2 separate regions of the Homo sapiens genome follow, and region 2 is linked to region 1. A link is an interaction called in ENCODE POLR2A ChIA-PET data of the cell type or tissue named here. Cell type or tissue: HepG2. All regions are shown on one strand.

The links. ChIA-PET counts read pairs that join two places held together with the same protein. Peaks named below come from ENCODE experiments on the same cell type or tissue, not always from the same donor. Only the 100,000 strongest peaks of a DNase experiment are listed, where the experiment ranks them.
Region 2: POLR2A ChIA-PET joins it to region 1 with 10 read pairs; 27 of 35 experiments call an interaction of 5 or more read pairs at or near these places.

Annotation. Positions count from the first base shown.
Region 1 is chr11:62,852,107-62,860,106 of GRCh38, forward strand. SNHG1 (small nucleolar RNA host gene 1) reads right to left here and starts at 3,779. Exons shown (of 9, transcript NR_152585.1): 1 at 3,318-3,779; 2 at 3,027-3,110; 3 at 2,413-2,445; 4 at 1,912-1,958; 5 at 1,695-1,727; 6 at 1,446-1,484; 7 at 969-1,009; 8 at 705-733; 9 at 1-575. SNORD22 (small nucleolar RNA, C/D box 22) reads right to left here and starts at 929; the gene lies at 804-929. It overlaps SNORD31 (small nucleolar RNA, C/D box 31), which reads right to left and starts at 1,287; the gene lies at 1,220-1,287. SNORD30 (small nucleolar RNA, C/D box 30) reads right to left here and starts at 1,626; the gene lies at 1,557-1,626. It also overlaps SNORD29, SNORD28, SNORD27, SNORD26, SNORD25 and LOC124900306, and 1 more gene. RefSeq lists enhancers at 1,911-2,885, 3,523-3,602, 3,713-3,892, 3,861-4,834, 4,835-5,810 and 2 more and a silencer at 3,953-4,012. In HepG2, no CTCF peak of the experiment used is centred here; DNase peaks (open chromatin) are centred at 3,935 and 6,255; H3K4me3 peaks cover 5,671 bases.
Region 2 is chr11:62,676,590-62,684,589 of GRCh38, forward strand. UBXN1 (UBX domain protein 1) reads right to left here and starts at 2,484. Exons shown (of 9, transcript NM_001286077.2): 1 at 2,276-2,484; 2 at 2,101-2,154; 3 at 1,906-2,012; 4 at 1,750-1,819; 5 at 1,338-1,529; 6 at 1,192-1,243; 7 at 929-1,045; 8 at 224-416; 9 at 1-50. The coding sequence starts at 2,334. The coding sequence ends at 1. RefSeq lists an enhancer at 2,243-2,572. In HepG2, CTCF peaks have their summits at 255 and 4,387; DNase peaks (open chromatin) are centred at 2,512 and 4,392; H3K4me3 peaks cover 2,274 bases.

The sequences.
Region 1 (8,000 bases):
ATGGAACATAGTATTTGCAATATGCAAATGGAGACCTAAAGGCTCATGACGGGAACAGAAGGTGGCTGTATACAGAGGAACAGACACGAAGTGGAGTTATGGGAAGTTCAATCAACAATTGGCAACAAGCTAGGTCAGTAGTTTACGAAAGTGGTCATCTATACAGTGCCTGAGTTTGGGTTCTGGGCCTGGATCATGTAAGAAAGGCAGCAAAGTCTGGGTGCCATGAATCACACCTGCAATCCCAGCACTTTGGAAATCTGTGGTGAGAGGATCTCTTAAAGCTATGGCCTTGAAACCAGCCTGGGTAACAAAACCAAGCCCTTGTATCTAAAAAACAAAAGGGCAGGTAGATTCCAGATAAATAATGTTGCAGGAAGGGGGTGATAAAATACAGAAATGTGATACACAGCAAACCCTCAACTGCTGTTTCATTGGCTCCCAGTGTCTTAATCTGTGTCTGCTAACACTTTAAGGTACATCTGAAATACCCCCCAAACCCAGAAAGCTTTTCAACAGCTAGGTTGTCCAAGAACTTGGAAAATTCACCTTCTGATGTCCTCCAAGACAGATTCCTGCAGAGGTAAAAAAAAAAGTTCTTATTGGATTGGAAAATACAAATGAACACAATATTTAACACTATGTAACCTAGGAGCAAAAGGTTGCTATTATAAAATCAGTTAAATATTTAAACAGATACCTACCATTTTTTATACACCTTATTTGCTCAGACCTGGAAAAAATAAAACCAATGTTTTCAACAAGTGATGATTACTCCCTTTCTCTGTATAGAAATCTTTATCATCCCTCAGACAGTTCCTTCTGGAACAAATCTTCCTCTTCTCCCCCAGCCAGTCCCAGTGGGTTCACCTTTACAGGCTCTGGGACTAGGACAGAGAGTAAGACATGTGAAAGTTTCTTCATTGGGAATTTTTAGCATAGTCCACCTTACATTTAGGTTTACTCACCTGTAACTTCAGCCTGGAGTGAACACAGACACCTAGTTTTCCTGCAAAATCAAGAAAGAAAAATGTAGTCTTGAGAGACTTTCATTCTATGTCACATTTTACAATCTCTCAATTGTATCTATTGCTTGGCAGAAAGAAGTTTCAGGGCACATTTTATAGGAAACACTACTTAGCCCAAGAACTTCCTATTGGCTGTAAAGCCTCCTCAAATAACTTGCAATTTTTAGAACATGTCACTGGAAGGCAGGCTCACAGCTCAGAAAATACCTTTCAGTCACACATTGATCAGACTGGGGCGGTATTCAACTCATCACTGGTGAGCAGCAATTCATCACTGGTGGTTCAGGAGATCAAAGACTTTGGGTTAAGCCAGTTATGTCTGTGTACATTCACCCAGACCACAGTGCTATCACACACAAAAATCACAGAAAATTTTATATAGCAGCCATTGATGGTAACTATTGCAAAGCCATTTACCTCAAACTCCTCTTGGGCTTTAGAGAGAAGGTGCTGGCCCTGAAAGGAGGAAGACCAAGTCAGTAGTGCTTCTCATATCCCGCATTATGTTGTTCCCACCCATCATTCTCAGAAAATCAGATTTCAGAGTCTCAACAGCAAGTCATCAGCCGAACGAGATTCCATGTAAGTCATCACAAACACAGGCCTAAAAAGGCACTTTTTCCTACCCTATATACTGAGTGCATTGAATACCGTGAAATTACTCACCTTTGAGCCAAGCAGGTTATTGGTTAGTAGTACCTAGAGAAAAACAAAGCTGTGGGTGAAAGATTCCTCAGACATGGTTACCCCCCACTCCCTGCGTTCTCCAGTTTCTCAGGTGTTCATGTATTTTCACTGTCGGTCATAGTGAGCTAGTTTGATTCATCATAGAAACTGCCTACTTGGTGGCATAAGCTGTAAGGAACAAAAAATATCAACTAACCTCTCAGCTCTGAAGGCTTTTCAATGGTATATAGCAACAAGCTGCTCCTGAATCAAAAAATCATTCAATTAGCTAATTATCCCAAACAGCCAAAACTATTTTAGTTACGGTTGCTAATGGACAAACTAAGAAAAGGTAACCAAATGTCTCAGACAATTCCTTATGGAATAAGCTCTCATGCCCTCTTCATGTTAACCCTGGTGAGTTCACAATTACTGGTTCCCAGGCTAAAACAGGGGTAAGGCAGGATGTTTCCTCCTCATTGGAGCAGAATCCTGGAAAGCTACAACTGACAAGCATTCGTCTGACCCTGGGCAGATCAGTGGGCATCTATCTGAGAAAAAAGGGGCATATATCAGTGGGCATCTATCTAGAAACATCACTACAGAGAACAAGAGGAACCAGAAAACTTTATGGGTTAAGCAGGCTTTGGTAACAAATATCAAAATGGCTAAGTTATCTATTAGATAATAGGCCCATAGAATTCGAAAAACAACTTACTGTAAGATAGAGGCAGACTGTCATCAGGAATACCTGGAAAGGAAAGCAAATTAGTTATTTTAAGGTATTAGGATGGAATGAAGCTTATTCATAAACAACAACTGCCATCAGAACTCTAACATGCTATTAACTTTTGTACCTCACAGAACATCAGCTTATCAATTCAAATCATCTGACAGTAACGTGATCGATATATGGATGAGGGTAACAGCACACCCTTACAAGAACTGTAGTACCGGGTTGCGATCTCCCTCCCCAGAAAATCATTTCAAGAGGAACAAGATGGAAGGCGCCAAAAAACATTGTTCCGCCGGCCACTTGTTTTCTTGAACATTTACAAAGATGACATACACCAATTTGGATAATTACCTGTATTCACCCTGGGAGGCAGCTGAATTCCCCAGGATAGATTATGAGATGCTGTAGACAACAGAGGAAAGCATTTTATGTACCTAAAAATAGTCATTCAAAGACCCCTTAAGACCTCTCTCTCACTTCTCAGTAGTAAGATGACATCACTTGAAAGTTCAGCCATATGCTTGTCATTTTGTGTTCATCATGGAGTGGTTATCTACAAGGTCTCCTCTGTAAGAGCATAAACCATGTACACCTACCTGGAACATTACTGTAACGCTGGCTTTGCATAAAGATGGGTCTTGTCCCATTCCTTCACCAGTAAGCTCTTGTGGGCTGAACATCTGAAAAAATAACACCCTTCACTAACACCTCAGACAAATCAATAGGGCCCTGACATTTGTTGCGTACAGTACAGTGCTACTCAGAATTTTCTGTTTTCTCCACTAATCCATCAGAAAGAGAGAGTTCAGTTCGTAAAATCATCCCCGTAGCAACTTCCACACACTCAACGAAAGAGCAGAGATTAAGAAATGGCCGTAAGAACTTACTGCAACAACAGAGCTCTCTTCGGTTCCAACGTGCGCGTAAATCCTGCAGACAGGAGCCCAATAAGACATTAGGTCAACTCAGGGCATTTCGAAAACGCTATTTTCTGAACAGACGGCTAAGCAAGAGGCTTGCAGGGCCCATCTCCTCAGAGTTATTTATCCTCACGGAGCTCAGTACAGGTCTGTGAAAAGGTCCTCATCATAGGAAGGGGGACCTACACGGCCCGCCATCGCCATTTTGTCCTTCACAAAGCCCCACTGCTACTTTTAAGCCTCGAGGCCACGCACAAGACCTTATCCGCCAGTCGCCCTGGCCAGGCAGCTACAACACAGAAGGCATAGTGCGTGCTATGCTATGTTCGCACAATCGCTCAAAAGAAAATAAAAGAAAAAGACAAAGTACAAAAGAGTAACAGCTATAAAGACCACGAAGCCACTTACCACGAGCAGTAGAAAAATGAGAACGAATCTCCCCGGGGAGACGATTAAATACCATGCCGCAGAGGCCCACGGGATTTGGGGGCGGGGCTACGGCGAGCGCACGCGCATACGTTGACCGCATGCGACCCCGGGGAGTTGTGGGTAGAGAGTTCCAGGGAAGGAGGGCGTAGACAAAGCGCCACCTGAACTTGCGGCGCGAAAAAGGCGCGCATGCGTCCTACGGGAGCGTGCTGGCTCACCGACCGCATTGCGGCTTGGTTTTCTCACCCAGTGCATGTGGCAGGAGCGGTGAGATCACTGCCTCACGGCGATCCTGGACTGACGGTCACGACTGCCTACCCTCTAACCCTGTTCTGAGCTGCCCCTTGCCCACACACCCCAAACCTGTGTGCAGGATCCGCCTCCATGGAGCTACAGCCTCCTGAAGCCTCGATCGCCGTCGTGTCGATTCCGCGCCAGTTGCCTGGCTCACATTCGGAGGCTGGTGTCCAGGGTCTCAGCGCGGGGGACGACTCAGGTACTGGATCCCGGGCTAAGCTCGGGAGGAGGTCCCCTTTGGTGGGGCCATTTCGGGAAAGTATGTCAGGACGTAAGTGCTTCACTGAAGACAGGATCTGATTTTTTCCTAACTGGTTCCCTATGTCCTGCCTTCTGGTGCGTTTTCTTTAGATCTTGGACTACTACGGGCCAACATTAGCTAACATTTATGGAGCACCGTTTTAAGCACACTATATGAATCGATTAATCCACCAAAATCCCAAGAGCTAGGTAGGATGACAACCCCCATTTTATTGATGGGGAACCCTAAAGAGCTCCGGCGGTGCTGCCTGCTGCAACTCCTGCCTGATCAATATGGTTGCAGTCAGCTATAGACTGTTTTACTGAGACCGGACAACATTAGTTCAGTCGTTTGTGGTAAACATCTACGTGTACAAGCACACTTTATAAACATTTTTTTCTTTCTTTTTTTTTTTTTTTGAGACGGAGTTTCGCTCTTGTTGCCCAGGCTGGAATGCAATGGCCCGATCTCAGCTCACTGCATTCCACCTCCCGGGTTCAAGCAATTCTCCTGCCTCAGCCTCCTGAGTAGCTGGGATTACAGGCATGCGCCACTGTGACCGGCTAATTTTGTATTTTTAGTAGAGACAGGGTTTCTCCATGTTGGTCAGGCCGGTCTTGAACTCCTGACCTCGGGTGATCCGCCTGCCTCGGCCTCCCAAAGTGCTGGGATTACAGGCGTGAGCCACCGCGCCCGGCCAAACATTTTTTTCTTTCAAGACGGAGGCTTGCTCTGTCGCCCAGGCTGGAGTGCAGTGGCGGGATGTCTGTTCACTGCAACCTCCGCTTCCCAGGTTCAAGCGATTCTCCTTCCTCAGCCTCCTGAGTAGCTGGGATTACAGGCTCCCGCCATCATCATGCCACACTAATTTTTGTGTTTTTCGGAGAGACGGGGTTTCATCATGTTGGCCAGGCTGCTCTCGAACTACTGACCTCAGGTGACCTCCTGCCTCAGCCTCCCAAACTGCTGGGATTACAGGGGTGGGCCACCACACCCGGCCTGGCTCAGCATTTTGGGAGGCCAAGGCGGGAGGATCTCTTGAGCCCAAGAGTTCAAGACCAGTCTAAGCAACATAGTGAGAAACCCATACCGATCTCTACAAAAAAAATAGAAAAAATTAGCCAGGAGCGGTGGTGCATGCCTGTAGCCCCAGCTGCTTGGGAGGCTAAGGTGGGAGGATTGCTTGAGCCCAGGAGGTTGAGACTGCAAATGAGCTGTGATCAAGCCACTGCACTGCACTCCAGCCTGGATGACTGAGATTGACCCTGTCTCAAAAAAAAAAAAAAAAAAAAAAAAAAAATGTGGGACAGATAAACTGGAAAATCAAGATGGCCCAGAGTAGACAGACAAGGCTGGGGAGGTTGTGTGTGGGAATGGCAGTCGGGAAATGCTTTATAGAGTGTCTGGGCCTGAAAGGGTAGAAAGACTTGGGAGGGGAATTCCAGTTAAAGGAACAACTGGAGCACAAGCTTGGTGCTAGAAAAAGAAGGAAGTGTGTAGCTACAATTCATGAAAGATGGGCAAAAGGGGAGTATTAGAATATAAAACTGGAAAGTATTTCCTGGGGAAAGCCAGATAAGCAGGACCTTGAATGCAAAGCTAAATCATTTGAATTATACATAGAAAAGAAAAAAAAACCGGGGAGAGTTTTTAAGTAGGAAAGTGATAAGACATTGGGGGATAAGATGGAGACAAGGGCATTAATTAGATTGCCATAGTAGTTTAGGCAAGAGGATTCAATGCTAACAAGTATAATGGCAGTGGAAGTGGAAAAGAGGGGATTTAGGTTAGGGGTCTCCAACTCACGTACAGAAATCAGCTAAGTAATGTAGGTAAGTGAAATGAACTGAGTTGGGACTCTGGTGAACTGGGCAGCCCTTTCACAGCTCCAGCTGATTGTTGCCTTGCGACAATATTGTCTCTGTGTGATCAGATAGTCAGTTTTCAAAAGAATCCAGAAGTCCAGAATTGTGTATTTACTCACGTTGAAATGTTGAATTTAAAATTTTTTGGCCGGGCGTGGTGGCTCATGCCTGTAATCCTAGCACCTTGGGAGGCCAAAGTGGGCGGATCACCTGAGGTCAGGAGTTAGAGTGAAGGGGTGGGTTGCCCCTCCACACCTGTGGATGTTTCTCCTAAGGTGGAACGAGAGACTTAGGAAAGAAAAAGACAGAGACAAAGTATAGAGAAAGAAATAAGGGGACCCGGGGAACCAGCGTTCAGCATATGGAGGATCCCGCCAGCCTCTGAGTTCCCTTAGTATTTATTGATCATTCGTGGGTGTTTCTCGAAGAGGGGGTTGTGTCAGGGCCACAAGACAATAGTGGGGAGAGGGTCAGCAGACAAACACGTGAACAAAGGTCTTTGCATCATAGACAAGGTAAAGGATTAAGTGCTGTGCTTTTAGATATGCATACACATAAACATCTCAATGCTTTACAAAGCAGTATTGCTGCCCGCAGATCCCACCTCCAGCCCTAAGGCGGTTTTTCCCTATCTCAGTAGATGGAACGTACAATCGGGTTTTATACCGAGACATTCCATTGCCCAGGGACGGGCAGGAGACAGATGCCTTCCTCTTGTCTCAACTGCAAGAGGCATGCCTTCCTCTTATACTAATCCTCCTCAGCACAGACGCTTTACGGGTGTCGGGCTGGGGGACAGTCAGGTCTTTCCCTTCCCACGAGGCCATATTTCAGACTATCACATGGGGAGAAACCTTGGACAATACCTGGCTTTCCTAGGCAGAGGTCCCTGCGGCCTTCCGCAGTTTTTGTGTCCCTGGGTACTTGAGATTAGGGAGTGGTGATGACTCTTAAGGAGCATGCTGCCTTCAAGCATCTGTTTAACAAAGCACATCTCGCACCGCCCTTAATCCATTGAACCCTGAGTTTGACACAGCACATGTTTCAGAGAGCACGGGGTTGGGGGTAAGGTCACAGAATCTCAAGGCAGAAGAATTTTTCTTAGTACATAACAAAATGGAGTCTCCCATGTCTATTTCTTTCTACACAGACACAGTAACAATCTGATCTCTCTTGCTTTTCCCCACATTAGAGACCAGCATGGCCAACATGGTGAAAACCCTTCTCTACTAAAAATTCAAAAATAAGCCGGGCGTGGTGTGGGTGCGGTGGCAGGCGATTGTAATCCTAGCTACTTAGGAGGCTGAGGCAGGAGAAGTGGTTGAACCCGGGAGGTGGAAGTTGCAGTGAGCCAAGATCACCCCACTGCACTCCAGCCTGGGGGACAAGAGTGAGTCTCAAAAACAAACAAAAAACCAAAATATGCCCGTGGGCCAAAGGTGGCCTTTGATTGTGAGTTTGCAACCTCTTGTGAGTGACATAGAATCTACTAGAAAAGAGGGCATTTTAAAAAAAGTAGGCTGGGTGGAGCGGCTCACGCCTGTAATCCTGAAGGGGGCCAGCCCCTCCACACCTGTGGGTATTTCTCGTCAGGTGGGACGAGAGACTGAGAAAAGAAATAAGACACAGAGACAAAGTATAGAGGAAGAAAAGTGGACCCGGGGACTGGCGCTCAGCATACGGAGGACCCGCACCAGCACTGGTCTCTGAGTTCCCTCAGTATTTATTGATCACTATCTCTACCATCTCAGCCAGAGGGATGTGGCAGGACTATAGGGTAATGGTGGGGAGAGGGTCAGCAGGAAAACATGTGAGCAA
Region 2 (8,000 bases), 180 kb before region 1:
TCAGCTGGGACATTTCTTGGCCACAATGAGAACAGCAGAAGGCACGAGTCCTGAAGATGGAAGAAAACAGGCTTGAACCACAAGGATACTTGGTTTTTGCTCCCAAAATTCCTGGCCTTGCACCATGTTCACAAAGCCCCTTCTCTTTGCATCCCTCCTTTTCCTAGGCATGCCTCCCTACTCCCCCAGTTTCTAGTCCTGGTTTCTAGTCTTGCAGCCATACCCAGCTCCTGCAGAGGCCGCTCCATGTCAGCTTCTGAGAAGGCCCGTCTGGGGAAGCCACTGAGCAATTGCACAGGGTCCTGGCCCCCACCTAGTTCCTCCCCACGGTGGAGCTCCACATAGAGCCTCACAGCTGCCAGCTGTTCCCGGGCCCGGAACGTCTGGGTCAGTGAGGTCCCATCTGGCAGCCTGACCTAAAGGGCAAGGGAGATACTCAGTATTGTGGGCATCAAAACTGAATGAGGTGCCCAAGTAAGGAAAAGAGCTAAAGCTGGGCCCCCTTCTTCTTAGATTGAACCAGCACAACTACTATTTAAAGCACCAAATGAACAGCCACTTAGGCTCCGCTTTACTAAGTGCGGATGAGAGACTCCCAGCTCCCTCACAACCTAAGAAAGACAAGGATAAGATTATACAAAAGAATCTGGATAAATACCACATCACCAGATAGCTACATAATAAACCAAATAAAAACATGAACAAGTAAAAGGGTAACTGCTGAGTAAGAGAGAGGTATGGGTTTAAATACAACTGGGGCAGGTGAAATTTGATACCTTTCCCAAGAGTAGAGATAGGATTTCAAAAGTCATTTACAAAGAAGGGAGAGATTTGGCAAAGGGCACGTTAACTGAAAAAAGCTCTGAGCTGGGCACCTTAACACGGAACAAAGGGGTCCCAAGAGGAAGATAAGAATTAGAATCAGTACCTGTATGCGACACTGGTCATACTCCCGCTTGGTGGGAGGCTCCTGGCTGGGAGAAGAGGGAACAGGACCTGGCTCTGGTGCCACTGGGGGTGGCTGAGAGCCCACACTGCCACCATACTAAAGGGCAAAGTAAAACAGTCAATCAGGTACTCACCCATCCTCAGGTGAAACAGATCATATAAGCCCATGCTTTCCCTCTGAAGCTGGAAAAGATTTACTAACCTGCCCACTCCATTACCCGTGGCGTCTTCTCAGTCACCTACCTTCTTGGCTCTCTCTGCTTTGTCCCTCTCGATCTTTTCTCTAACTCTTTGTCTGAAATGTAGACAAGAAGAAATTAGGTCAGACATCAACAAAGCAAATCTTGATTTCTTTCTCATCTGCTATCCATCATTTCCCCTGCCCAGACCTGGCTGCTAACTCCTCGGCCTTTTCCCTCCGCCTCTCCTCAGCAGCCCGGCGCATCTCATCTTCCTGTAGCCGCTGTCGTGCTGCTGACAACTCTTGCCCTTGTCTCCTGCGCTGCCGTTCCCGTTCCAATGCCTCCCGTTCCTCTCTTTCTTCACGCTCCCGCTGCTTCTGGGCCACCAGCTCCAACATCCTGTGTTGCCGAGGGAAAACAGTTCAAGAGAAATGGACAGAGTGGGAAGGTGTAAAGTTTACAATAAACAAAATTAGGCGACATATATCCCAAAGTAGATTAAAGGAAAAGAAAATGCCAAGAAAGAGGAAATGTGGAAAGGTCAAGGTTCTTTGACCAGACGTGTACTGGGGAGAGATGGAAGACGACCCTCAGACACGTGAGATTGTTGTTACTGTACCTCTTAGTTTGTTCCTGTCTTTCCTCTTCACTCAAAGCGGGTTTGCCTTCTCCGGCAGCAGAACCAGATCCTACAAACAAACAATCGGTATTATTATCCCTTCAGATTCTCCTCGGACCCTCCTGAATAATCACACCGTGGACCCTCAGTCAGGACCTTCAAGGCCGCCTTGCTCTGAGGAAGTGGGCTCCCGTCCCAGGATATGTCCAAGGGGAGTCTCTAAAGGCTCGTCCACATCGGGGTCGTCTTCGTGCTCCATCAGCCTGGCAGGGAAAGTGGGCGGGGAGGTTAGCTTTGAGGCTGCCCCTCCCGCCAGCCCCCAATTCTCCGCCACCCGGGACGAGCGCTTACCAGTCCATCGCAGCCTCGATGCCCTGGTTCCCTGTGAGGGCCAGAGCCTTCTCCCTGGGGGCAGAAACACCATGAATAGCGCCCACGAGCCATGGTGACGGTCAGGCTGGGGCAAAGGCCGAGACAGGTCCGCGACCCCCCACACCCGCAGGCCGGGGTTGGGGAACTCCCTTACGCGCGTCCCCTGGGGAAGCCCATCTCGATGAGACTCTCAAGAGCCGTCAGCTCCGCCATGGCGCCGACACCGCGGCTTCCGCGGGGACCTGGTGTGTGACGAGAAGGAGGGCGGGAAGGGTCAGCGCGAGGCAACCCGCCCTCGACACCCGCCGACGGGCGCTCGCTCTCTCACCCGGCTCTATAGCAGCCGGGAACACCGACGAGAAGAAAGCCGAGGGGAAGCGGAAGTGCCGGATCTGTTTGGGTCACGTGGGGGCGGATGTCGACGGGTGCCGCTGAGAACCATAAAACTTCTGGCCCTGCTGCCAGGACTTTCCGTGGGTGGGAACAGGGAGGCAACCCACCAAGCCAAGGCGCCAGGCTGCTGTGGGGAAGAAAGCTGGTGCGGCTCTGAAACCCGTGGGCGGAATGAAGCCAGTTCCCGGAACTTCATCCTGCCTCACCCTCCTTAGAAATTAGAAGGAATATGGTCCCTTAGCGCAATGCTTTGGGAAGTTCTTTGGCAATGTTTGCCAGGAGCAGAAGAAATGTCTTGCTCTTTGGCCCACTCATTCTCCTTAGGGAATTGAGCCATCCTCTGCCTGACTGCCAAAGGGATTTTTGCAAAACACAATCATGTAGTCCTGTCTTCACCTCCCTGCTTAAAAATCCGTGACACTTCCACCATCTAGGACAACTTACTTTTTTTTTTATTTTTTATTTTTGAGATGGAGTTTCACTCTTGTTGCCCAGACTGGAGTGCAATAGTGCAGTGGCGCGATCTCTGCTCACTGCAGCCTCCGCTTCCCGGGTCAAGCATTTCTCCTGCCTCAGCCTCCCGGATAGCTGAGATAACAGGCGCCCACCACCATGCCCAGCTTTTTTTTTTTTTTTTTTTTTTTTTAAGAGGGAGTCTCGCTCTGTCGCCCAGGCTGGAGTGCAGTGGCGCGGTCTCGGCTCACTGCAACCTCCGCCTCCTGGGTGCATGCGATTCTCCTGCCACAGCCTCCTGAGTAGCTGGGATTACAGTCCCACGCCACCATGCCCGGCTAATTTTTGTATATTTAGTAGAGACAGGGTTTCATCATGTTGGTCAGGCTGGTCTTGAACTCCTGACCTCATATGATCCACCTGCCTCGGCCTCCCAAAGTGCTGGGATTACAAGCGTGAGCCAACGAGCCTAGCCATTTTTGTATTTTTAGTAGAGATGAGGTTTCTCCATATTGGTCAGGCTGTTCTCGAACTCCTGACCTTAGGTGATTCACCCACCTCGGCCTCCCAAAGTGCTGGGATTACAGGCGTGAGCCACCACACCCAGCTATTTTTGTTTTTGAGACAGGATCTGGCTCTGTCGCCCAGGCTGGAGTGCAGTGGTGCAATCTTGACATACTGCAACCTCAGCCTCCTGGGCTCAAGCGATCCTCCCACTTCAGCCTCCCAAGTAGCTGGGACTACAGGCACATGCCACCACACCCGGCTAATTTTTCTTTTTCTTTTCTCTCTCTCTCTCCTTTTTTTTTTTTTTTTTTTTTTTTTTTTAGACAAAATCTCACTCTGTAACCCAGGCTGGAGTGCAGTGGCACAATCTCAGCTCACTGCAACCTCTGCCTGCCCCGGGTTTAAGCGATTCTCCTGCCCGAGTAGCTGGGATTATAGGTGGCTGCCACCGCGCCTGGCTAATTTTTGTAGTTTTAGTAGTGACGGGGTTTCACCATCTTCACCAGGCTGGTCTTGAACTCCTGACCTCATGATCCACCCACCTTGGCCTCCCAGAGTGCTGGGATTACAGGTGTGAGCCACCGCGCCCGGCCTAATTTTTCTATTTTTTGTAGAGACGGGGTTTCGCCATATTGGCCAGGCTGGTCTCCAACCCCTGAGCTCAAGTGATCCACCTGCCTCGCCCTCCCAAAGTGCTAAGATTAAAGGCGTGAGCTACATACTCGGCCATCTGGGACAACTTAAATGCTAGTGGTCTGACTTCCTTCTGCGCCCACCTTGGCTTTTTTTGCGGGGAGGGGGGTTAGAACCCCCTCTCAAGTGGAGATCACAATAGCACCTACTTTGGTGCCTGGCAAGGCAGAGTATGTAAATGCTGGTAGTTATTGTGCAGTTTCATCACCCACCACTTGAGGGTAAGCTGTGCATATTGCAAACCAGACTTCACCCTCCTCTTGGCCTGTGCACCAACCAGTCTCCGCCTAGGATGTCCTGTCTCTTCACTTAGTAAACTAACTCCCAGGAGTTTTTCAGGATTCAGGATTTGCCTTCTAAGAAAAGCCTGCTTTGACCACTGCTGTCTGCCTTCCAGCTACAGTATTTAACCCATTAAGCATTTATCCCCACTGCTGTGAGTCACTGTTGATTACTTTGTGCTCCACCACTACCCGGGCTGTTAGATTCCTGAAAGTGAAGCTCACTTTAAATGTTTATTAGAAGGTAGAGTAATAATGACAATAACAGTTACTGATATTGATAATATATGCACTAGAGACTTGTGTGTGTGTGTGTGTGTGTGTGTGTGTGTGTGTGTGTGTGTGTGAGAGAGACAGGGTCTCACTTTGTTGCCAGGCTAGAGTGCAGTGGTGGGATCTTGGCTCACTGCAACCTTTGCCTCCCAAGCTCAAGCTGTTCTCATGCCTCAGCCTCCCGAGTAGCTGGGATTACAAGCACCCGCCACCACATCGGGCTAATTTTTGTATTTTTTAGTAGAGAAGGGGTTTCATCATGTTGGCCAAGCTAATCTCGAACTTGTTACCTCAGGTGATCCACCTGCCTCGGCCTCCCAAAGTGCTGGGATTACAGGCGTGAGCCACCGTGCCCGGCCTGCTAGAGAATTTTGTATGATTAATCCATATTTAATCATCACAACAATCCCTATGATGTAGAAGCTATTTTTAGTCACAAAAAAACAGACTCAAGGCCAGGCATGGTGGCTCACACCTATAATCCTAGCACTTTGGGAGGCCAAGGCGGGTGGATTACCTGAGGTCAGGAGTTCGAGTCCAGCCTGGCCAACATGGTGAAACCCTATCTCTGCTTAAAAAAACATAAAAATTAGCCGGGCATAGTTGCAGGCTCCTGTAATCTCAGCTACTCAGGAGGCTGAGGCAGGAGAATTGCTTGAACCGAGGAGGCGGAGATTACAGTGACCCGAGATCGTGCCATTACACTCCAGCCTGGGCAACAAGAGTGAAACTCTGTCTCAAGAAAAAAAAATAAAAAAACAAAAAACAGACTCAGAAAGATGTTTTTTTTTTGGCCAGGCACGGTGGCTCACGCCTGTAATCCTAGCACTTTGGGAGGCTGAGGCGGGCAGATCATGAGGTCAGGAGTTCGAGACCATCCTGGCTAACACGGTGAAACCCCTTCTCTACTAAAAATACAAAAAATTAGCCAGGCGTGGTGGCACACACCTGTAATCCCAGATACTTGAGAGGCTGAGGCAGGAGAATCACTTGAACCTGGGAGGCGGAGGTTGCAGTGAGCCAAGATTGTGCCATTGCACTCCAGCCTGGTGACAGAGTAAGAGGCCGTCTCAAAAAAAAAAAAAAAAAAAAAAAAGGAAAGATGGGTTTTTTTCTGAGACAAGGTCTGGCTTTATTGCCCAGGCTGGAGAGCAGTGGCACAATCTTGGCTCACTGCAACCTCCTTCTCCCAGGCTCAAGCCATCCTTTCACCTCAGCCTCCCAAGTAGCATGTACCACACCTGGCTAACTTTTGTATTTTTATTATAGTAGAGGTAGGTTTCCGCTATGTTGCCCAGGCTGGTCTCGAACTTGTGAGCTCAAGCCATCCCCTGCCTTGTGCTGGAATTACAGGCGTGAGCCACCATGCCCAGTGCTGGAATTACAGGCGTGAGTGCTGTAATTACAGGCGTGAGTGCTGGAATTACAGGCGTGAGTGCTGGAATTACAGGTGTGAGCCACCATGCCCAGCCAAGATGAGATAATTTACCTAAAGTCACAAAGTAAATAACAAAACTAGGATTCAACCCAAGGCAGTGTGTGTTCTCTAAACCACTATGCTATGTTGCCTCTCCACGGTAGAGTGACAAGCATGGGCTTTATTTTTTTATTTTATTTATTTATTTTTTGAGACAGAGTCTCCGTCTCAAAAAATGAAATAAATAAATAGTAATAATAATGAGATAGTATGACCTCTCGTTATTTGTAAATAAATGAATGCTAAGGAAGGCCGGGCACGGTGGCTCATGCCTATAATCCCAGCACTTTGGGAGGCTGAGGCGGGCGGATCACGAGGTCAGGAGATCTAGACCATCCTGGCTAACACAGTGAAACCCTGTCTCTACTAAAAATACAAAAAAATTGGGCGTGGTGGCAGGCGCCTGTAGTCCCAGATACTCAGGAGGCTGAGGCAGGAGAATGGTGTGAGCCCAGGAGGCGGAGCTTGCAGTGAGTGGAGATCACGCCACTGTACTCCGGCCTGGGAGACAGGGACTCCGTCTCAAAAAAAAAAAAAAAAAAAAGGAAAAAAGGCACAGGGTATTCACTGCAGTATTATAACAAGTGTATTCAGGATAACATATGTATTCTTTTTTTGTTTTTAGAGATGGAATCTCACTCATTACCCAAGCTGGAGTGCAGTGGCACGATCTCAACTCACTGCAACCTCTGCCTCCCTGGTTCAAGCGATTCTCCTGCCTCAGCCTCCCGAGTAGCTGGGACTACAGGCGCCCGCCACCACACCCAGCTATTTTTTGTATTTTTAGTAGAAATGAGGTTTCATCATGTTGGCCAGGCTGGTCTTGAACACGTGACCTCAAGTGATCTGCCCACCTTGGCCTCCCAAAGTCCTGGGATTACAGGTTGAGCCATTAAGCCCAGCGGGGATAACATAGTATTCTAAATTTATTGTAGAGGTTCTATAATAGAATAAATTTTTTTTTTGAGATGGAGTCTCACTCCGTAGCCCAGGCTGGAGTGCAGTGGCGTGGTGTCAGCTCACTGCAACCTCCACCTCTTGGGTTCAAGCAACTCTCCTTTGTCAGCCTCCCAAGTAGCTGGGACTACAGGTGCCTGCCACCACACCCAGCTAATTTTTGTATTTTAGTAGAGATGGGGTTTCATCTTGTTGGTCAGGCTGGTCTCAAACTCCTGACCTCAGGTGATCCAGCTGCTTCAGCCTCCCAAAGTGCTGGGTTTTAGGCATGAGCCACCATGCCTGGCCTTCTTTTTTTTTTTTTTTTTTTTTTGAGACGCAGTTTCACACTTGTTGCCCAGGCTGGACTGCAATGGCGTGATCTGGGCTCACTGAAACTTCCACCTTCTGAGTTCTTTTCTTCTTTTCTTTTTTCTTTTTCTTTTTCTTTTTTTTTGAGATGGAGTCTCACTCTGTCGCCCAGGTTGGAGTGCAGTGGCATGATCTCCACTCACTGCAAGCTCCGACTCCCGGGTTCATGCCATTCTCCTGCTTCAGCCTCCCGAGTAGCTGGGACTACAGGTGCCCACCACCTCACCCGGCTAATTTTTTTTGTATTTTTAGTAGAGACGGGGTTTCACCGTGGTCTCGGTCTCCTGACCTCGTGATCCAGCCGCCTCGGCCTCCCAAAGCGCTGGGATTACAGACATGAGCCACTGCGCCCAGCCCCGCCTTCTGGGTTCAAGCGATTCTCCTGCCTCAGCCTCCCGAGTAGCTGGGATTACAGGCGTGCACCACCATGCCCAGCTAATTTTGTATTTTTAGTAGAGACAGGGTTTCTCCATGCTGGTCAGGCTTGTCTTGAA